2 separate regions of the Mus musculus genome follow, and region 2 is linked to region 1. The links are chromatin loops, found by intact Hi-C in ENCODE. Cell type or tissue: left cerebral cortex. All regions are shown on one strand. Each heading gives the region's core, and the rest is flanking DNA. Links, peaks and the distances in the headings are about the cores only. Region 1 holds the start of Gm46529 (a long non-coding RNA gene). Region 2 overlaps Gramd4 (GRAM domain containing 4).

Evidence for each region. Peaks named below come from ENCODE experiments on the same cell type or tissue, not always from the same donor. Only the 100,000 strongest peaks of a DNase experiment are listed, where the experiment ranks them.
Region 2: it touches region 1 in a loop (2.8-fold over the local background); 9 of 42 quality-filtered maps call a loop at or near these places.

The regions. Positions count from the first base shown.
Region 1 is chr15:85,720,744-85,725,130 of GRCm38, reverse strand. It overlaps Gm46529 (a long non-coding RNA gene), which reads right to left and starts at 1,281. Exons shown (of 3, transcript XR_001781735.2): 1 at 1,101-1,281. In left cerebral cortex, for the core only: no CTCF peak of the experiment used is centred there; a DNase peak (open chromatin) is centred at 2,587.
Region 2 is chr15:86,133,607-86,137,993 of GRCm38, reverse strand. It overlaps Gramd4 (GRAM domain containing 4), which reads right to left. Exons shown (of 19, transcript NM_001379572.1): 17 at 4,235-4,319; 18 at 3,045-3,113; 19 at 368-2,644. The coding sequence ends at 2,540. Among named protein-coding and RNA genes, the nearest start is that of Gm15722, 44 kb to the right of the region's middle. In left cerebral cortex, for the core only: CTCF peaks have their summits at 170 (motif pointing right) and 2,545; DNase peaks (open chromatin) are centred at 155 and 2,556.

The sequences.
Region 1 (4,387 bases), core at 284-4,283:
ACCTTGGCCTCCAGGCAGTCTGTCCCCAGCTGTAAGACGAGAGGCCAGGCTGGCTGATCAAGAACGCCCCTGCCAGTGCCCCTGCCAGTTTGGGATTCTGCGTAGTATCTGGAGGTGTGACTGTGACAGGTCCCAGAGGGAGAGTGCCAAGGAGGCGTGCCCTGACTGGGGGAAAGGAGGCAACCACATGACCTTCCAGACAGAACCTTGTAGAGAATTATGTTCAGTGTCTCATGCTCTGTGCTTTCCCCAGGCCTAGAATTAGCCCAGAGCCCACGGCCCTGGGGAATTGACTTGTTTCAGTGAATCCAGCAAGGCCAGACCTGGCCAGCTGAAGGTCACCACCCAAGCCCATCCTGGGGCAGGGACAATCTCTTTGTGCTCCTACCCTGTGCATGGCTGGTCACCCCAGTTCCTCCCGGCCACTGTCCCATGCTCTTGCTTTGATCTGAACAGCGGCAGATCCTGCTGGGAGCAGGAAGGGAGAAGGGCGAGGGGAGCTTGCTCTGGCACATTGACAAAGAGCAAGATTCAAAGCCTGACTCCCGTGCATGCTGGGCTTCTCAGTCCGGGATGGGGGATGCTCAGTCCCCAGGCTGAGAGACATGAAGGCCAGAGCTGCACCTCTTTGCCTGGTCACCCCTGCCTTCTTTGGGAGGAAGCCCAACACGTTGGCCAGCTAGGACAGACCTCTTCAAGGTCCCCAAGAACCCTCTAAACTGGGTGAGCCCCATGGGGGTTTTCTCAGAGTCTGGAAGAGCTCCAGGCTCCAGGAGGGAGGCCCATCTGCCTGGGCTAGGCTCTCTCTCCTTTAATCCACTTGTTCTAAAGCTGAAAGCTAACTCTAGGGTGACTTTGGCTTGTGGCTTTACCTCCTTGGGACTTGTTTTATTTCTGGCCCCGTAGAGGGGCTTCAGGAAGGCAGAGGTGATGGGTAAGCATGGAGAGTTTCCCTCCACCCTGTGACCCTTTCTGCTCATGCCCCACCTGACTGATGCCATAGGCTGTCAGGCTCTCACATAGCCCCTTCCCTCTCCATACCCCTGTGCTGTGGCAGCCTGCAGTCCTGAGCAGAGTCCTGTGACCCAGCCTTGTCTCACCTCTCTCCAGGCACTGGACTTGAGTTGCTCACTTTTGGACTTCTCCCTGCTCACTTTTCCTTCTGCAGGGCATCTCGGGTGCTCACTTTTGCTTTTCCTTTAATGGCTCACATCTCGGGCATTAACTCCTCCAAGAAGGCCTCCTTGATCTCCCCTCCCAATGTTGATGTACTGTGGTGTCTGCGTCTTAGCTGTCTTTCTCACTGGACTAGGAACTCCTTGGGAATTAGAATTTCATCTGAGATTAATGATTAAAAACAAATAAAATGAACCAGTCGGTGGTGGCACACTCCTTTAATCCCAGCACTCCAGAGGCAGAGGCAGATGGATTTCTTTTGAGTTTGACTCCCCCCCTGGTCTACAGAGCTAGTTCCAGGACAGCCAGGGCTATGCAGAGAAACACTGCCTCAATAACAATAATTGCTATTATTATTATTATTATTATTATTATTATTATTATTATTATTATTATTATTATTATTATTACATTGTGATGCCCATGGATGCTAGAATAGGTAGGTGAAAATTTAATCCAATATTTACGGTCTCAAAGTATCTGCTCTCAAGGACCAAGGACACATAGTAACAAATTGTAGCAAAACAGAGACTACAAAAGGAAACAGCAACTTTGAAGAGCATCCAGCTGACTCCACACTTCTCCAGGGGATTCTGGCTTGGGGCACACGGATAAGAACACAAATTCCTGTGGCCCTCCTGCTAGGGAGGAGGGAGCTTGGATCTTATCATGGCAGACATCCTATCAAATCAGTGGGTTGTGTTCCTCAAGGTCACCGGTGGCTGGGAATAACCACACATGTGAGCAGATAAAAAAGAAAAGTATGTGTGTACATGTATGTGTGAGCATGTATTCCTGCCTTTATGTGAACATCCGGGCTTGTCTGTGAGCGCCTGTCTAAGTGGACACATCTGTGCATGCTTGTGTTTGAACATGTGCACACACTTACGCTTTTTATTTGCTCGCTCATCATTGGGAGCACTGGAGTCAGCTGGGAGCGGCAGCTGTCCAGAGCTTAGACCAGTGACCCACTGTCTCCTCATATCCAGGAAGGCCTCAAGACCTTGAACTCTACAAAGCCAAGGTCAGCAGGGGCAGCAGCTTTGGACTATGTAGACAGCAGCTTTGATGGCGGCCTTCCCTGGTGCCTATTTGCCAATTTCTCCCGCTCCACAGCAAGCCATGTCTTCCTATTGAAGGTCACCCCAAAAGGCAGCTGAGAGATCCCTGTAGTTGCCTTCTCTCCCAGCTGGTGCCCCAGTAAATGGTAGGGGCACAGCCTGCCCTAGACCTTCTATTTAAGGCTCCACAGAAATTTGAAAAGCTGTCCATTTCTCCAGCCTTTGCTTCATGAAGGGAACAAAGATAGAATTGTAACAGCTTACAGGAAAGGGCCACAAAGAATTTATTTCTTCCTTTCCTGATTTGAACCTGTGGGGGCTGCCTGGGAATTCAGACATAGCTTCTAAAAGTGGGGCAGGCAGTATACAGAGCACTCTGGGGTGTCTAGTTTGCCCTACATTGTTCACACTTGGCCCTGGAGCAATCTTAACCTCTCCCTTCCCCACATCAGGATCTCCAGCCCTCCTACTCTGGGATCCATACTGGTGCTCCTGGCATCTGCAATCCTCTACTGTCACTCTCCCTCTCTTCTTCTGTGTCCTTCCATCCTTAAGAACAAGCTCCCTTCGGCTGTATCCCACTGAGGCTGACACCCGGAAGTGCTTACCTCTGCTGTCCAAACCACTCCAGCGCCCTTGTTACCTCTTCTGTGAGGGGGCAAGAGGGTGCTGCACCCACGGGACAGGCCACTGAGCTTTGCATGTAGATCTCCGAAGTAGCTACCTAGCAAGGCTCTGTGCCCCATCTTTTCAGCCCCTGGATGGTGCCCCCCTCTGCTGAGGGACATAGAGTCCTGTGCCCCAGATGTAGCTTATGCTACCGGTTCCAGTGTTTGGGAGGAGAATTATTGTTCATACTCGCAGAGAGATTTCATCTCTCCAGCAGCCATGGTCTTAGATTCTAGAAGACTCTACCTCTTGATTTAAAAAGAGAGGACTGGCTTCAGTAAGGGCTGGCACCAAGACAACCGGGAGCCAGGTTTGGCCCCTGGGTTGAGGGACTGAGGGGCAAAAGGACTCCATATCTGGCATACTTATAGTCATGGACCCTGAAGTCCCTTAAGTGCTCTCCAGGTGGCAGTGATGGGGACAGAGAAGAACTGTGGAGCAGGGACACATCTGGGGCACAGGACTCTATGCCCCTCAGCAGAGGGGGGCACCATCCAGGGGCTGAAAAGATGGGGCACAGAGCCAAGGACTTCAGGTCCAGGGCAGAGTATGAAGCTAGGCAAGGGCCCATGGAGGAGATTTAACCACAGGGGCCATTCTGTAGATGTTCACAGGATTCACAAAGCCAGAGGCAGGGGCAGGGGGAGGAAGGGAGAGACAGAGACAGAGACAGAGAGAGACAGAAAGGAGAGAGAAAGGGAGAGTGAGAGGAAGAGAGAAAGAGAAAGGGAGAGAGAGAATTGAAAGGATGTGGCCAGGAGGTCTTGGGTTTTAGACAGTTGAGATAAAGGTTGTAGGGGAGGGGTTCAGAGTCCTGAGGTTGATAGACAGGTGGTCCTACATCTCAGGCAGGGATCACGTCTAGCAAAAGTGATGCCAGGAGGGTAATGCCTGGCTCAAACCAGATGAGAACTGGAATAGAGAGAACTCAGCCCTATGTTCAGGACTGGTAAGAACAAACACCTTTAATCTCCATGCTGGTTCTAAGGCATGGTACAATAATCTCTGTTCTGAAGATGAAAATCTGAGACTCAGAGGCCAATGAGTTAGGATAGGGACTGGACTCTCCCTGTGTCCTGGCTAAGATGGAGCAGAGACAGCAGAGGGGTAGACAGGGAACAGGTAAACAGGGAGACAGAGAAGTCCTGGTTAGGCAAAAGTCTTGGCCTTGAGCCTTAAAGTAACCTCTAGGATTTTCACCCTGAACAGAGGGTGAGAACAGAGATCTGGGGTGAAGAGACTTGCAGGGTCCAACTATGGGAAAAGGTACAGGGGCAGAAGCCAAGCTGGTGCTCACAGAGGCCCCAGGGACCCTCTTTGGCATTAGGGCTCATGTGACCTGGACTCATGTGACCATACTGCCTATGGGGCAGGGAGCCTGAACTGATTGCTAAGTGAGAATCATGCCTTCCCAATGACCAAGCAATTGGACAATTGGCTAGCTCCCCGCAGCTGCCCTGTAAGACCAGCTGCAATACAAA
Region 2 (4,387 bases), core at 116-4,115, 410 kb before region 1:
AATCCCAGGGTGGCAGAGACCACAGCTCAATGGAGCCAAGGCCAACACTGCAACCCCAAGGCACTGCCTGGTCCAGACTCCCCCTCACACACCCAGGGCCAGCTACTTTTCCGGTCTGTCTTCTGGGATCCCCAGGACTACCTCCTGCTCCTAGCTTCCCTCACACCAGGGGGCGCAGTAGAGCAATCAGCACCCACTCCCCATCCCATTTCATACCCAAGCCTTCAGTCTCATAGACAGTTTTGTGCTCGACCCAAATGGCACTAGTGGCCACGAAGACTCTGGTATGGTATAGACCTGAGAGTTACCCAGCTGATCTACCAACCAACATCTACACACTCAGCTAAGAACAAAGGATTCCTCAGACTCAGCACAGAGCATTTTAGGTTTATTAAATAAAAATTATAATTTATACAAGACTTTGTATCTAAACAAGGTTTTCTTTTTTTAAAAAAAAAAGTGACAGAGGATTTTTTTTCCTATCAGTTCTTTATAGAATATGATCCTTTTGTAGAACAAAAGTTACACCAGCAACAATTATGTACAGATCCAAAACAGACTCAAGCTTCACACATACAAAATTGAACATTCTAGGTCAGTGATTAGTGAGCAATTAAACACCTGCCCAGATCACACAATCCAGTACAAACCCCAGTGTCTCTGTAAGGATGCCTAGAAGCTACATAGGCCCCTGGCCCAGCCCTGACCCCCTAAGCTCTACTCAAAGATCTGCCGGTGGCTAATGGTAGAACTTGGGGCCACCTCCCTGACCTACTGCCCTGACCCATGGTCAGTCTTCATCTCTCTTTCCCAAAGAAAGAGACTCAAACTAAACCACGTATTCCACCCTGAAAGCCTTCCCTGCTTAAGGCCTCTCTGTAGCACACCGGGGTGGCAACACTCACAACCCAGGCACCGCCAGGGTCCATGAAGTGTTAGCCACCATGTGTGGCTATCACCCATGAAGCCATCCTCACGGACAGGTCAGAGGCCATGTTGCCTTCCCTCTGGCACGTTGGGGTGCTCCTTCTCTGATTCCGTGCTCTTCATAGCACAAGCATATTCCAGGGGCCCAAGCCACGGCCCTGGGTCGAGGGTCCCGCCTCCCCATCCAGACTCCTCCGTCTATGTACCTGGAGCTGTGTGGCCTCTGCTACGCATCTGGAGTGGTATGTGTGCTTGATCTGGTTGCCTGGCAAGCCCTTCCCACCCCCAGTGTGTGGCCTGAAGTCCCCTGGGAATGAGGTGTCATGAGCCCAAGCCACCGGGCCTCACACCTACGCCGGCAAACGAGCGTTGGAGCAAAGGTAAAAATTACATTTGAAAAATGGTACAAAAATAAGAAAGACAGCTTGCTCTCTGTAAAAAATATAATCTTCTGTTTCTTCAAAAAAGCAATCTCAGTGACATCTGAAGGACTCGGGACAAGCTGAAGGAGACAAGAGTGGTCCACCTGGGAGATTCACAGGTGGCGTCGTGGTTGCCCCCCCCAGAGGCCCAGGCCTGCAAGATCGCCCACCTGTGAAGTCTCCACCTTTGTCGGGGCAGGGAGCATGGGTGGGATGGGATGTGCCTTACCCCTGCAGAGCGTGCAGTAAGAGACAATAAATACTGTTAGATGTTAGAGGACAAGGCAACTCTGGCCCCTAACCTCTAGGCTCTGCCCACAGCTGTCTGCTGTGGCACAGGGTCCTCCCATAACTCCAGAGTGACTGCAGCCTGGAGGCCAAACGCCAGCCAGATGACCATGGAGTCTCTCACTTAACAGCAGGGTGGAGAATGCTCGCCCCGAAACCTTCCAAAGAGCCAAGTGTTAAAAAGGTGTGCTTTTGCCGACACTACGCCAGTCTGGGCCCTCACAGGACACCAACCACTGGCCTGACCTCTTAGCTGGAGTGTCAGGCCAAGACGAGCCAGATGAGTGATAACTCATGCCCAGACACTGATGGAGGGGCAGGTACCCCCAAAACACCAAGCCCTAAGAGGCCCTACCCACAGCCTCGGAGTGCCCACAGCAGGTCCAACGTGGAAGGAGGGTCTGAGGGCTGGGTGAGATGACTGGCCATTTCTTCACTGGAGAGGGGCCTCCCCACCATTCTCTCCATCTTACCACCCCTGCAGGAAGGGGCCACAACCATTCCCAGCTATGGCTTTGGTGGAAAAAGCCTCTGAAGAACAGGGGTCATAAGACCAAGGAGCCTCTCAGGATGGCAGGGGCTGGGTCTGCACCCAGGCCGGGAAGGAGAGTGAGGGGCTGTGCTTAGCAGGGCCTGAGGACCAGTGTCTTGTGTGCCATCCTTCAGACTGGTTAAGAGGATCCTCTGCCCACCTGTGTCCACAGGTGGTCATGAAGGTGCTTCATGCGCTTGGCACGGGCCAGCCCGGCACCGTTCCATGTGAGTTCCAGCCCTTCTGGTCTGCAGAGCCTAGGCCAATATAACCAGCCACAGTCCAGGAGAATTATTGCCGAAGACTGCGAGGATGTCCGCTCCTCCAGCCAGCGGTTGGAAAGGATTCCAGCAACACCCCAGAGTCAATACTAGCTGTCACCGCCAGAGGCCGCTGCAGACGTGATTTTCACATACTGGCTGAAAATGGTCTCAAAGGCTTCATCTCTGTGCACCATGGCACCGAACACCAGGGGCTGGTGGAGAAGAAATGGATTGTGGGGGGGATGTGCGCTTCATAGCCAGGCTGGGGGGGCTACTATGGCCCCTATCAGACAAGGGCAGCAGCTTGGCAGGGTGTAGACAGCCTGGCAGATGGCCAGATACTCTTTTCACCCAGAGGACTCTAGCCCGAGGACCCAGCCTTTTCTTCTTGAATGGCTGCAGGATCCGTTCCCTCTGGGCCTCCTGTAACTGTATGGCGCCCACCCAAGCTAAGCTTTCTGGACCTTGTGTCCATGGAGTAGGGTCCTGTGTTGAGGGGGAAGAGAGCTTCCCCTCAAGCTGAAACCACATCCCAGGGAGGCTCACTCCGGTCCCCTGGCCAGGGGCAGGGATAGGGGTGGGGGTGGGGGCTGTCACCTGCTGGGTACTTACTTTCTGGGTTGATGGTGTAGAAACAGCAATTCCCATGCCTGAGCCAGGGAGGACAGACAAGACTTTATACTGAAATGAAAGAGTACAACCATTGCCACCGGGCCACCAGCTTCTCCTAAGGACAGGGGTGATGCTAGTCCCCACTCGTCCAGGACGCTCTCCTCCTACAGGATACACTCCTACAGGTCAGGTACAAGGACACCAAACCTGCAGAGGCAGGCCTAGGACATCCTAGCAACAGGAGGTAAAAGGCTGTGTCTTTTGATTTTTGTGGTGCCCTCCCCGCAATTCCCGGTGTGACTGATAGTCTGTGTAAGGCATGTGTCAGCATGGCTGGTCCCTAAGGATAGGCTAGGACGATCTTGGCCCTGGCCTGACTGTGTGCTTTCTGGTTACCTGACTGTTACCTCGGGGAGTAAGTAGATAGCCATGGCCTGAGCCAAGGCAAGAGAGGGACCCTGTCTTGTACTAGGACCATTCTTGACTACTGCCAGCTTGGACCCAGGCTACTTCGTTGGGGAAGCATTCCTCTGAACCTTCAGTTTTCCTCTGCTCCACTCCCCAACCCCTCCAGACATTGTGTACTCTACAAACCAACCCGTGGGGAAACCGCTAAGCCTCACTCCACGTGTACAAGTGCCTGTGGCAGAACCCTAACGTTTCTTGGGGCGGGGGCGGGGGAGGAGGGGGAGATCGTCTCGGACCCAGGTGGAAGGTCTGAGTCTCTTTTCACAGCAAGGGCTGGGATGTAGCTCAGCTGATAGCTTGCTTGATTAACACGTACGAAGCCCTGGGTTTGATTCCCGGCAGTGTACACAAAAACAAACGAACAACAACAATAACAACAACAGCAACAAAAAATCCAAGACAAGCAAACAAACAAAAAACTGACTTCAGGGTTAGCCTGGACTACATGAGATCCGAGAAGCAGGGTGGGGGTGGTGGGGGTGTGAGTCCAACATGTCAGGCAGACGTCGCTCTTGCTCCTTTCTGCATGTATCATACTGACTGGGCCAGATGGTGACTCCCAGGGACATGGGAGAAGGGAGACTGCACTGTGGCCCAAGGTACTTAACTATCTCAGAAGATCACACCTCCCCCAGCCCTGGGCTCATCCCCGCAAACCTCCCCATCTCTGTGATCTACTGACTCCCCAGGCTGTGAGCGAGGCGGGTCGGGCAGGCACACACCTTCTGGATGTCTGTGATGTCCATCAGTTTGATCACCTTGTTCCTCTTTGATGACCCAGACTTGGAGCTCTCGAAGCACAGGTAACTAGAGGGGGAGGAAATGCAGAGGTGTGGGGTGGCCGCTGGGCCAGAGGGGCTCCTGCTAAGTAGGGT